Regions from separate parts of the Homo sapiens genome. Here region 2 is linked to region 1. A link is an interaction called in ENCODE POLR2A ChIA-PET data of the cell type or tissue named here. Cell type or tissue: A673. All regions are shown on one strand. Region 1 has its middle 42 kb from the start of FAM184A. Region 2 overlaps LOC124901389 (a long non-coding RNA gene).

The links. Peaks named below come from ENCODE experiments on the same cell type or tissue, not always from the same donor. Only the 100,000 strongest peaks of a DNase experiment are listed, where the experiment ranks them.
Region 2: POLR2A ChIA-PET joins it to region 1 with 6 read pairs; 3 of 35 experiments call an interaction of 5 or more read pairs at or near these places.

Annotation. Positions count from the first base shown.
Region 1 is chr6:119,117,874-119,122,873 of GRCh38, reverse strand. It overlaps a transcript of FAM184A not described here. Among named protein-coding and RNA genes, the nearest start is that of FAM184A, 42 kb to the right of the region's middle. In A673, no CTCF peak of the experiment used is centred here; a DNase peak (open chromatin) is centred at 2,703.
Region 2 is chr6:118,942,014-118,947,013 of GRCh38, reverse strand. The region is part of intron 1 of LOC124901389 (a long non-coding RNA gene); the gene reads right to left. Among named protein-coding and RNA genes, the nearest start is that of MCM9, 9.4 kb to the right of the region's middle. In A673, no CTCF peak of the experiment used is centred here; no DNase peak of the experiment used is centred here; H3K4me3 peaks cover 263 bases.

The DNA of each region.
Region 1 (5,000 bases):
GGCTTACTGCAACCTCCACCTCCCAGGTTCAAGCAGTCCTCCCACCTCAGCCTCCCGAGTAGCTGGGACCCGAGTAGATGCATGCTACCATGCCCAGCTAATTTTTGTATTTTTTGTAGAGCCAGGGTTTTGCCATGTTGCCCAGGTCGGTGTTGAACTCCTGAACTCAAGCAATCCACCCCCTTCAGCCTTCCAAAGTGCTGGGATTACAGGCAGGAGCCACCGCGCCCCTCCCAATGCCATTTTTTGAACATGGAGAAGAAGCAGGAAGCTCAGTTGTGCATGTGCACGTTTCTCCTTTCATAAATATTCATGACTCCTTTTACAGCTTATTGAATATGTATGTTTGACCTCTCTACTTGGCATACATTCCTGTTCCTTTTGCCCTCCTCTGAAGTATCTGTTTCTGGCTTCTGGCCACAGACTATGCTTCCCAGACTGTCAGAAAGGCCACCTTGCTGGCTACAACCCTTTGTAAAAAATAAAGTCTCCTCTTCTACTCTTCTAAATTGATAAATTGTATTTTTTTTAAGTTAACACAGCAGAGGCATAAAAAAGGAGCTTGCTCTTGTTAGACCAACAATATCTGAATTCCTCTAGAAACCCTATTAATGCAAGACATTCCCTTCAGAGGCCTTTTTCCGCTTCTCCCTGACCACTAAGGCTGGAGGTCCAGAATGGAGAGGGCTGTCTCTGTAGTGCTTCTAGAAAGATCTATATCCCCACAGAGAAAGAGCAGTAGCACTCCAAAGAGATGGATTAATTAATTCACTCTGATAGAAAAGAGTTGCACTAAAAAGTTCCAAGCTGGTCATGGTGGCTCCTGCCTGTAATCCCAGCACTTTGGGAGGCCGAGGTGGGAGGACTGCTTGAGGCCAGGAGTTTGAGACCACCCTGGCCAACAACTGCATCTCTATAAAAATAAATAAGTAAAGAAACAAACAAGTAAATAAATAAAATAAAAAGTTACCAAGAGTCTACATAGAAAGGATAATAAATAGGGCCAAATTATGTTAAGCACTGTGTCACTTATCTTGGTAAAGCAGCGTTCAATACTGTTCTTTTTAACTGACAGTTCAGATCTTCATGCCTTTTTAAGAAATCACTTTGCCTTATTCTCAAACCACTTAGCCTCCTAAACTATTTAGCATGAAGCCGGATATAAGTGATATAGCTGATGGGTTAATTTACACTTAAATACCAAATAATCACTCAACTGACAGCAAATATCTTAGATGTCCTCATTAGAATGTCAGTGCTGCTAAAATATTTATAAATAAGAAAAGATGCCACTTCAAATTTGCTGACATCATTAAGTTTTGTTAATTTCTGGATTATGCAATTTCAGGGACTATTTAAAATTAACGGAAATGGCACTCAAACTAAAACTCTCATACTGCTTATGGATTTAATTTTCCTTAAAAAAGAATTTTAAAAGGCCAGGCACGGTGGCTCACGCCTATAATCCCAACAATTTGGGAGGCCCAGGTGGGCTGACTGCTTGAGCTCAAGAGTTTGAGACCAGCCTGGGCAACATGGCAAAACCCTATCTTTATTCTACAAAAAATACAAAAATTAGCCAGGTATGATGACATGCACCTGTAGGCCCAGCTACTTGGAAGGCTGAGGTGGGAGGATCTCTTGAGCCCAGGAGGTTGAGGCTAAAGTGAGCCATGATCTTGCCACTGCACTCCAGCCTGAGTGACAGAGTGAGACCCTGTCTCAAAACAAATGAAAAACTTTCCTATTAAAAATATAATACAGGGCTAGGTGTGGTGGCTCACACCTATAATCCCAGTACTTTGAGTGGCCAATGTGGGAGGATTACTGGAGGCCAGGAGTTCAACAGCAGTCTGGGCATCATATCAAGACTTCATCTCTACAAAAAAAAAAAGAAAGTTTTTCAGATGCAGTGGTACCTGCATACAGTCCTAGCTACACAGGAGTTTGAGGCAGGATGAGCATGCCACTGCACTCCAGCCTGGGCAACAGAACAAGACCCTGTCTCCTAAAAAAAAAAAAAAAGAAAGAAAGAAAGAAAGAAAGGAAGAAAGAAAGAAAGAAAGAGAAAAACCATCACTTTATTTTAGTCCATAAAATTGAGTGAAAAAAAAAAGTAATACATTTCTCCACTCAAATAGAAACAGCTCTGCCACTAGATCCTATTTCACACCCATTAGGATGGCTGTATTTAATAAGACAGACCATAGTAAGTGTTGATGAGGATATGGAGAAATTTGAACCCTCATACGTTGTTAGCGGGATTGTAAAATAGTACAGCCACTTTAGAAAACAGTTGGGAGTTCCTTAAAATGTGAAACATAGAGTTACCATATGACACAGCAACTCCACCTCTGTGTATATACTCAAGAGAACCGAAAACATTTGTCCACACATTTGAACACTAATACTGATGGCAGCATAATAGCCCCAAAGTAGAAAAAACTCAAAGGTCCATCAACTGAAGGACAGTGTCTATACAATATGTAGTGTGTCTATACAATGGAGTATTATCTGGCCATAAAGAGGAATGAATATAGATACGTACTAAAACATGGATAAACCTTGAAAACATTATGTTTCCTGAAAGATACAGAATACCATATATTGTATGATGTCACTTCTATCAAATGTCCACCACAGGCAAATCCGTAGAGAAAGTAGATTAGTGGTTGCCAGGGGCTGGGAAGAACAAGCGGATTATGAGTAACAGCAAATGGGTGCAGGGTTTCTTTTTGCAGTGATGCAACCTTCTAAAATTAGATGCTGGTGATGCTTGCACAATTCTGTGAATATGCTAAAAACAACTGACTGTGAACTGTATACTTTAGAAGAGTGAATTTTAGGGTACGTGAATTATGTCTCAATAAGACTATTATTATTATCATTTGGGGCAGGGTCTTGCTGTGTCACCCATGCTGTGCTGCAGCGGCACAATCATGGCTCACTGCAGCCTCGACCTCCTGGGCTCAAGCAATCCTCTCAACTCAGCCTCCTGGGACTACAGGCATAAACCACCATGCCCTACGAATTTTTATTTTTTATTTTTTTATTTTTTTGTATTTTGTAGAGACAGAATCTCACCATCTTGCTCAGGCCAGTCTTGAACTCCTGGACTCAAGTAATCCTCCTGCCTCTGTCTCCCAAAGTGCTGGGTTTACAGGCATGAGCCACGACACCTAGCCTCAATATAGCTATTACTTTTTTTAAAAAGGCAAAAACTGATGACATGTTGGAGAAGTTTTTTCCAGTCTCTTTTTTTCTTAATTTTATAGTTGTGGTTATTTTGTGTTCATATACTAACAATTTTTAAAGTATGCCATCTTATTACAAACTCATTATCAGGGGAACCTGCCCCCGATTTCACATGGGTTCTTTTCTATTTTCCCTAAGCACTGGCCGGTTTGAGAAATAAAGGGACAGAGTACAAAAGAGAGAAATTTTAAAGCTGGGTGTCCGGGGGAGACTTCACATGTCGGTAGTTTCTGTGATGCCCCCTGAGCTGTAAAACCAGCAAGTTTTTATTAGTGATTTTCAAAAGAGGAGGGAGCGTACGAATAGGGTGTGGGTCACAGAGATCACGTGCTTCACAAGGTAATACACTATCACAAGGCAAATGGAGGCAGGGCGAGATCGCAGGACCACAGGACCGGGGCGAAATTAAAATTGCTAATGAAGTTTTGGCACGCATTGTCATTGATAACATCTTATCGGGAGACAGGGTTTGACAGCAGACAACCAGTCTGACCAAAATTTATTAGGCGGGAATTTCCTCATCCTAATAAGCCTGGGGGCGCTATGGGAGACTGGGGCTTATTTCATCCCTACAGTTTCGACCATAGAAGACAGCCGCACCCAAGGGGGCCGTTTCAGAGGCCTACCCTTAGGGATGCATTCTCTTTCTCAGGGATGTTCCTTGCTGAGAAAAAGAATTCAGCGATATTTCTCCCATTTGCTTTTGAAAGAAGAGAAATATGGCTCTGTTCTGCCCAGCTCACTGGCGGTCAGTTTAAGGTTACCTCTCTTGTTCCCTGAACACTGCTGTTATCTTGTTTTTTTTTCAAGGTGCCCAGATTTCATATTGTTCAGACACATATGCTCTACAAACAATTTGTGCTGTTAACGCAATCATCACAGGGTCCTGAGATGACATACATCCTCCTCAGCTTACGAAAATGATGGGATTAGGAGATTAAAGTAAAGATAGGCATAGGAAATCACAAGGGTATTGATTGGGGAAGTGATAAGTGTCCATGAAATCTTCACAATTTATGTTCAGAGATTGCAGTAAAGACAGGCGTAAGAAATTATAAAAATATTAATTTGGGGATCTAATAAATGTCAATGAAATCTTCACAATTCATGTTCTTCCACCATGGCTTCAGCCAGTCCCTCTGTTTGGGGTCCCTGACTTCCCGCAACAACTCATGAGAAACATAATAGCTTTATAAACTCTGTTGAGATCATTTCCCACAATAATAAAGGTAACTATTATTGAGTGTTTAATATGAGCTAAGTATTATTCTAAGCCCTTTATATATATTGTCTTATTTAATACTGACAACAACTTTAGGAGATCAGTGATTTTTATGCTCACATTTTACATAGGAAGAAATGAATGTTAAATTAATTTTATAGCTAGTGAATGGTGGAGCCAGTGTACTGTTTTACATTCACTCCAGTTTTTCATTATTATAAAAAATAAGAATTATCCTTGATTGTGGAAGACCAAACTTCTGCATCTATGGAAAGGTCCTGGCTTAATTAATAACTGCAGGTCAGAGCTTCCCATGCCCCAAAGGCCATATACAGCAATCCAGAAAGCAAAGTTTCTGCCTTAAAATCTGAGTGATCTTTGGTGTCACTTCATCTCTTCTTGACCCTCTGGGTGATCCAGAATTTAGACCCTGCCTCCAGCTCTCTGGTCCCTGACTGCTTCTCTCCTGTAACTGAGTCCCTGACTGGTCCTGCTTCTGGGATACCCCCACCCCTGCCTGTTT
Region 2 (5,000 bases), 180 kb after region 1:
TCTATGTGCTGATGAAAAGAAGTATATTCTGCAGTTGTTGGGTAGAATGTTCTGTAAATATCTGTTAAGTCCATTTGTTCTAGGGTAGAGTTTAAATCCATTAGACTTTCTGTCTTGATGACCTGTCTAGTGCTATCAGTGGAGTATTAAAGTCCCCCACTATTATTGTGTTGCCACCTATCTCATTTCTTAGGTCTAGTAATAATTGTTTTATAAATTTGGGAGATCCAGTGTTAGGTTCATATATATTTAAGATTGTGATATTTTCCTGTTGGATTGATCCTTTTATCATTATATAATGCCCTCTTTGTCTTTTTTAACTGTTGTTGCTTTTGATATAAGAATAGCTACTCCTGCTTGCTTTTGGCATCCATTTGCATGGAATTTTTTTTTTTTTTTTGAGATGGAATCTCGCACTACCACTTAGGCTGAAGTGCAGTGGTGTGATCTCTGCTCACTGCAAGCTCTGCCTCCCGTGTTCACACCATTCTCCTGCCTCAGCATCCCGAGTAGCTAGGACTACAGGTGCCCACCACCATGCCCGGCTAACTTGTTGTATTTTTAGTACAGACGGAGTGTCACCGTGTTAGCCAGGATGGTCTCAATCTCCTGACCTCATGATCTGCCCGCCTCAGCCTCCCAAAGTGCTGGGATTATAGGTGTGAGCCACTGCGCCCGGCATGGAGTATCTTTTTCTACCCCTTTACCTTAAGTTTATGTGAGTCTTTATGTGTTAGGCGAGTCTCTTGAAGATAGCATTCTGCCATTCTATATTTTTAAATGGAACATTTAGACCATTTACATTCAACGTTAGTACTGAGGTATGGGGTACTGTTTTATTCATCATGCTAGTTGTTGCCTGAATACCTTGGGTTTTTTTTTTTATTGTGTTATTGTTTTATAGGCCCTGTGAGATTTATGCTTTAAGGAGATTCTATTTTGGTGTGTTTTGAGTTTTGTTTCAAGATTTAGAGCTCCTTTTAGCAGTTCTTGTAGTCCTGGCTTACTAGTGGAAAATTCTCTTAGCATTTGTTTGCCTGAAAAAGACTTTATCTGTCCTTCATTTATGAAGTTGTTTTGCTGGATACAAAATTCTTGGCTGGCAATTATTTTCTTTTAGGAGGCTAAAGATAGGACCCCAATCCCTTCTGTCTCGTAGAGTTTCACTAAGAAATCTGCAGTTAATCTGATAGGTTTTCCTTTACAGTTTACCTGATGCTTTTGCCTTACAGCTCTTAAGATTCTTTCCTTTATCTTGACTTTAGATAACCTGATGACTATGTGCCTAGGTGATGATGATCTTTTAGTGATAAATTTCCCAGGTGTTCTTTGAGCTTCTTGTATTTGGGTGTCTAGATCTTTAGTGAGGCCATGAAAGTTTTCCTTGATTATTCCCTCAAATAAGTTTTCCAAACTTTTGGATTTCTCTTCTTCCTCAGGAATGCCAATTATTCTTAGGTTTGGCCATTTAACATAATCCCAAATTTCTTGAGGCTTTGTTCATTTTTTAAGATTCATTTTTTTCCTTTGTCTTTGTCAATTGAGTTAATTTGAGAGTCTTTTCTTTGAGCTCTGAAGTCCTTTCTTCTACTTGTTCTAGGCTATTGTTGACACTTTCCAGTGAACTTTGTATTTCTCTAAGAGTGTCTTTCATTTCCAGAAGTTGTGATTGTTTTTTCTTTCTAATATCTATTTCTCTGGAGATTTTTTCATTCATATCCTGTATTTTTGTTTTTATTTCATTAAGTTGGTTTTCACCTTTCTCTGGTGTCTCCTTCAGTAGCTTAATAATCAACCTAAATTAATTATGTGGCAATTAAGAGATTTCTTCTTCGTTTGAATCCATTGCTGGGGAATTAGTGTGGCCTTTTGGGGGTGATATGAAACTTAGTTTTGTCCTATTACCCAAATTGTTTCTCTGATTCCTTCTCATTTGGGTAGACTATTTTAGTGGAAAAATCTGGAACTCAAAAACTGCTGTTCGGATTCTTTTGTCCCATGCAGTGATCCCTTGATGTGGTGCATTCTGCCTTCCTGGATGGGGCTTCCTTGGAGCCTGATTGCAGTGATTGTTATTGCCCTTCTAGGTCTAGCCACCCAGCAGGGCTATCAGGCTTCAGACTGGTGCTAGAAAATGTCTATAAAGAGTCCTGTGATGTGACTTATTATTGGTCTGTTCAGGTTTTCGATTTCTTCATGGCTCAATATTGGTAGGTTGTATGTGTTTAAGAATTTATCCATTTCTTCTAGATCTTCTAAGTTGTTGGTGTAAAGTTGCTCATAGAAGCCACAAATAAGCCTCTGAATTTTTGCAGTATTAGTTGTAATGTCTCCTTTTTCATCTCTGATTTTGTTTATTTGGCTCTTCTCTTGTTTTTTCTTGGACTGGGTAAAGGTTTGTCAATTTTATGTTTTCAAAAGACAAACTTTTAGTTTTGTTGATCATTTGTACTGTTTTGTTTGTTTCAATTTTATTTATTTCTGCTCTGATTTTTATTATTTCTTGTCTTCTACTAATTTTGGGTTTGAGGGCTCTTGCTTTTCTAGTTCCTTAAGATGCACTGCTAGGTTATTTAAAGCTTTTCTTCTTTTTTGATGTAGGCACTTACAGCTATAAACTTCCCTCTTAGTACTACTTTCACAGCATTCCATAAGTTTTGGTATGTTGTGTTACATTGTCATTTGTTACAAGAAGTTTTCCAGTTTTCTTAGTTTCTTCATTGAACCCCTGGTCATTCAGCACCATAGTGTTTAATTTCTATGTGTCTGTATAGTTTCCAAAATTCCTCTTGTTGTTATTGATTTCTTGTTTTATTCCATTGTGGTCAGAGAAGATGCTTGATACTATTTCAATTTTTGAAAATGTTTTAAGACTTGCTTTGTTACCTAACATATGGTCTATTCTTGAGAATAATCCGTGTGCTGAGGAAAAGAATGTGTATGTATTTATAATTGTTATATCCCCTTTCTGAATTGACCCTTTATCATTATATAGTGATCTTTTTGTCTCTTCTTATAGTTTTTGTCTTGAAATCTATTTTATCTTATATAAGTATAGCTAGTCCTGCTCTTTTTTGGTTTCCATTGCCTGGAATATCTTTTTTCCATTCCTTTGTTTTTAGTTTATGTGTGTCTTTATAGGTGGATTGTGTTTATTGTAGGCAATAGATCTTTGGGCTTATCTTTTTATCTGTTTAACTAATCTATGTCTTTTGATTGGAGAGTTTAGTCCATTTGCATGTAATGTTGTTATTGGTAAGTAAGGTCTTACTCCTGCCATTTTGTTATTTGTTTTCTGGTTGTTTTGTGGTCTTCTCTTTCTTTCCACCTTCCTTCCTGTCTTCCTTTCAGTGAAGGTGATTTTCCCTAGTGGTATGATTTAATTTCTTGCTTTTTATTATTTACATATCTACTAATTTTTTTATTCAAAGTTATGAGGCTTGCAAATACTATAACACATTAAATTTAGCTGATAGCAATTTAACACTGTTTGCATAAACTAATAAAAAACTCCAAACCTTAGCTTTGTCTCCCCACTTTTTAACTTTTTGTTGTTTCTATTTATATCTTATTGTACTTTCTATGTCTTGAAAGTTGTTGTACTTATTTTTTATTGGATCATCCTTTAGCCTTTTTACTTAAGAGTAGTTTACACACAAGAATCACAGTGTTATAATCTGTGTTCTTCTGTGTACTGATTACTACCAGTCAGTTCTGTACCTTCAAATGATTTCTTATTGCTCATTATAATCCTTTTTTTTTTTTTTGGTTTTTTTTTTTTGAGACAGAGTCTCTTTCTGTCACCTAGGCTAGAGTACAGTGGCATGATCTTGGCTCACTGCAACCTCTGCCTCCCAGGTTCAAGTGATTCTCATGCCTCAGACTCCTGAGTATCTGGGATTACAGGTGTGTTCCACCATGCCCAGCTAATTTTTGTATTTTTAGTAGAGACAGGGTTTCACCATATTGGCCAGGCTGGTCTTGAACTCCTGACCTCAAATGATCCACTCATCTTGGCCTCCCAAAATGCTGGCACTACAGGCGAACATCCTTCTATTTCTTTTTCTAAAATTTTTCTTATTTTTTGAGACGAACTCTCTCTCTCTTGCCAAGCTGGAGTGGTGCAGTGGCATGATCTTGGCTCACTGCAGCCTCTGCCTGCTGGGTTCAAGTGATTCTCCTGCCTCAGCCTCCCGAGTAGCTGGGTCTACAGGCGGGCACCACTACACCTGGCTAATTTTTGTATTTTTAGTAGAGTTGGGGTTTTACCACATTGGTCAGGCAGGTCTCGAACTCCTGACCTCAAGTGATCCACTCACCTTGGCCTCCCAGAGTGCTGGGATTACAGGTGTGAGCCACCGTGCCTAGCCCATCCTTTTATTTCTGATTGGAGAATTCCCTTTAGCATGTTTTTGTAGGACAGGTCTGGTGTTGATGAAATCCCTCAGACTTTGGGAATGTCTTTATTTCTCCTTCAGGTTTGAAGGATATTTTCACAGGATATAGTATTCTAGGATAAAAGATTTTGTCCTTCAGCTCTTTAACTATGTCATGACACTCTCACCTGGCCTGTAAGCTTTCCACTGAAACATCTGCTGCCAGATGTATTGGAGCTCCATTGTATGCTATTTGTTTCATTTCTCTTGCTGCTTTTAAGATTATTTCTTTATCCTTGACTTTTGGGAGTATGATTACTAAATGCCTTGAGGTGGTCTTCTTTAGATTAAATCTGCTTCTGTAACATTCTTGTACTTGGATATGGATATCTTTCTCTAGATTTGGGAAGTTCTCTGTTATTATCCCTTTGAATAAACTTTTTGCCCCTCTCTTTCTCTACTTCCCTTCAAGGCCAATAACTTAGATTTGTCCTTTTGAGGCTATTTTCTTGATCTTGTAGGTATGCTACATTCTTTTTATGCTTTTTTCTTCTTTTTTATTTTGTCTCCTCTGACTGTCTCTTTTGAAATAGCCTGTATTCAAGCTAATTCATTCTTCTGCTT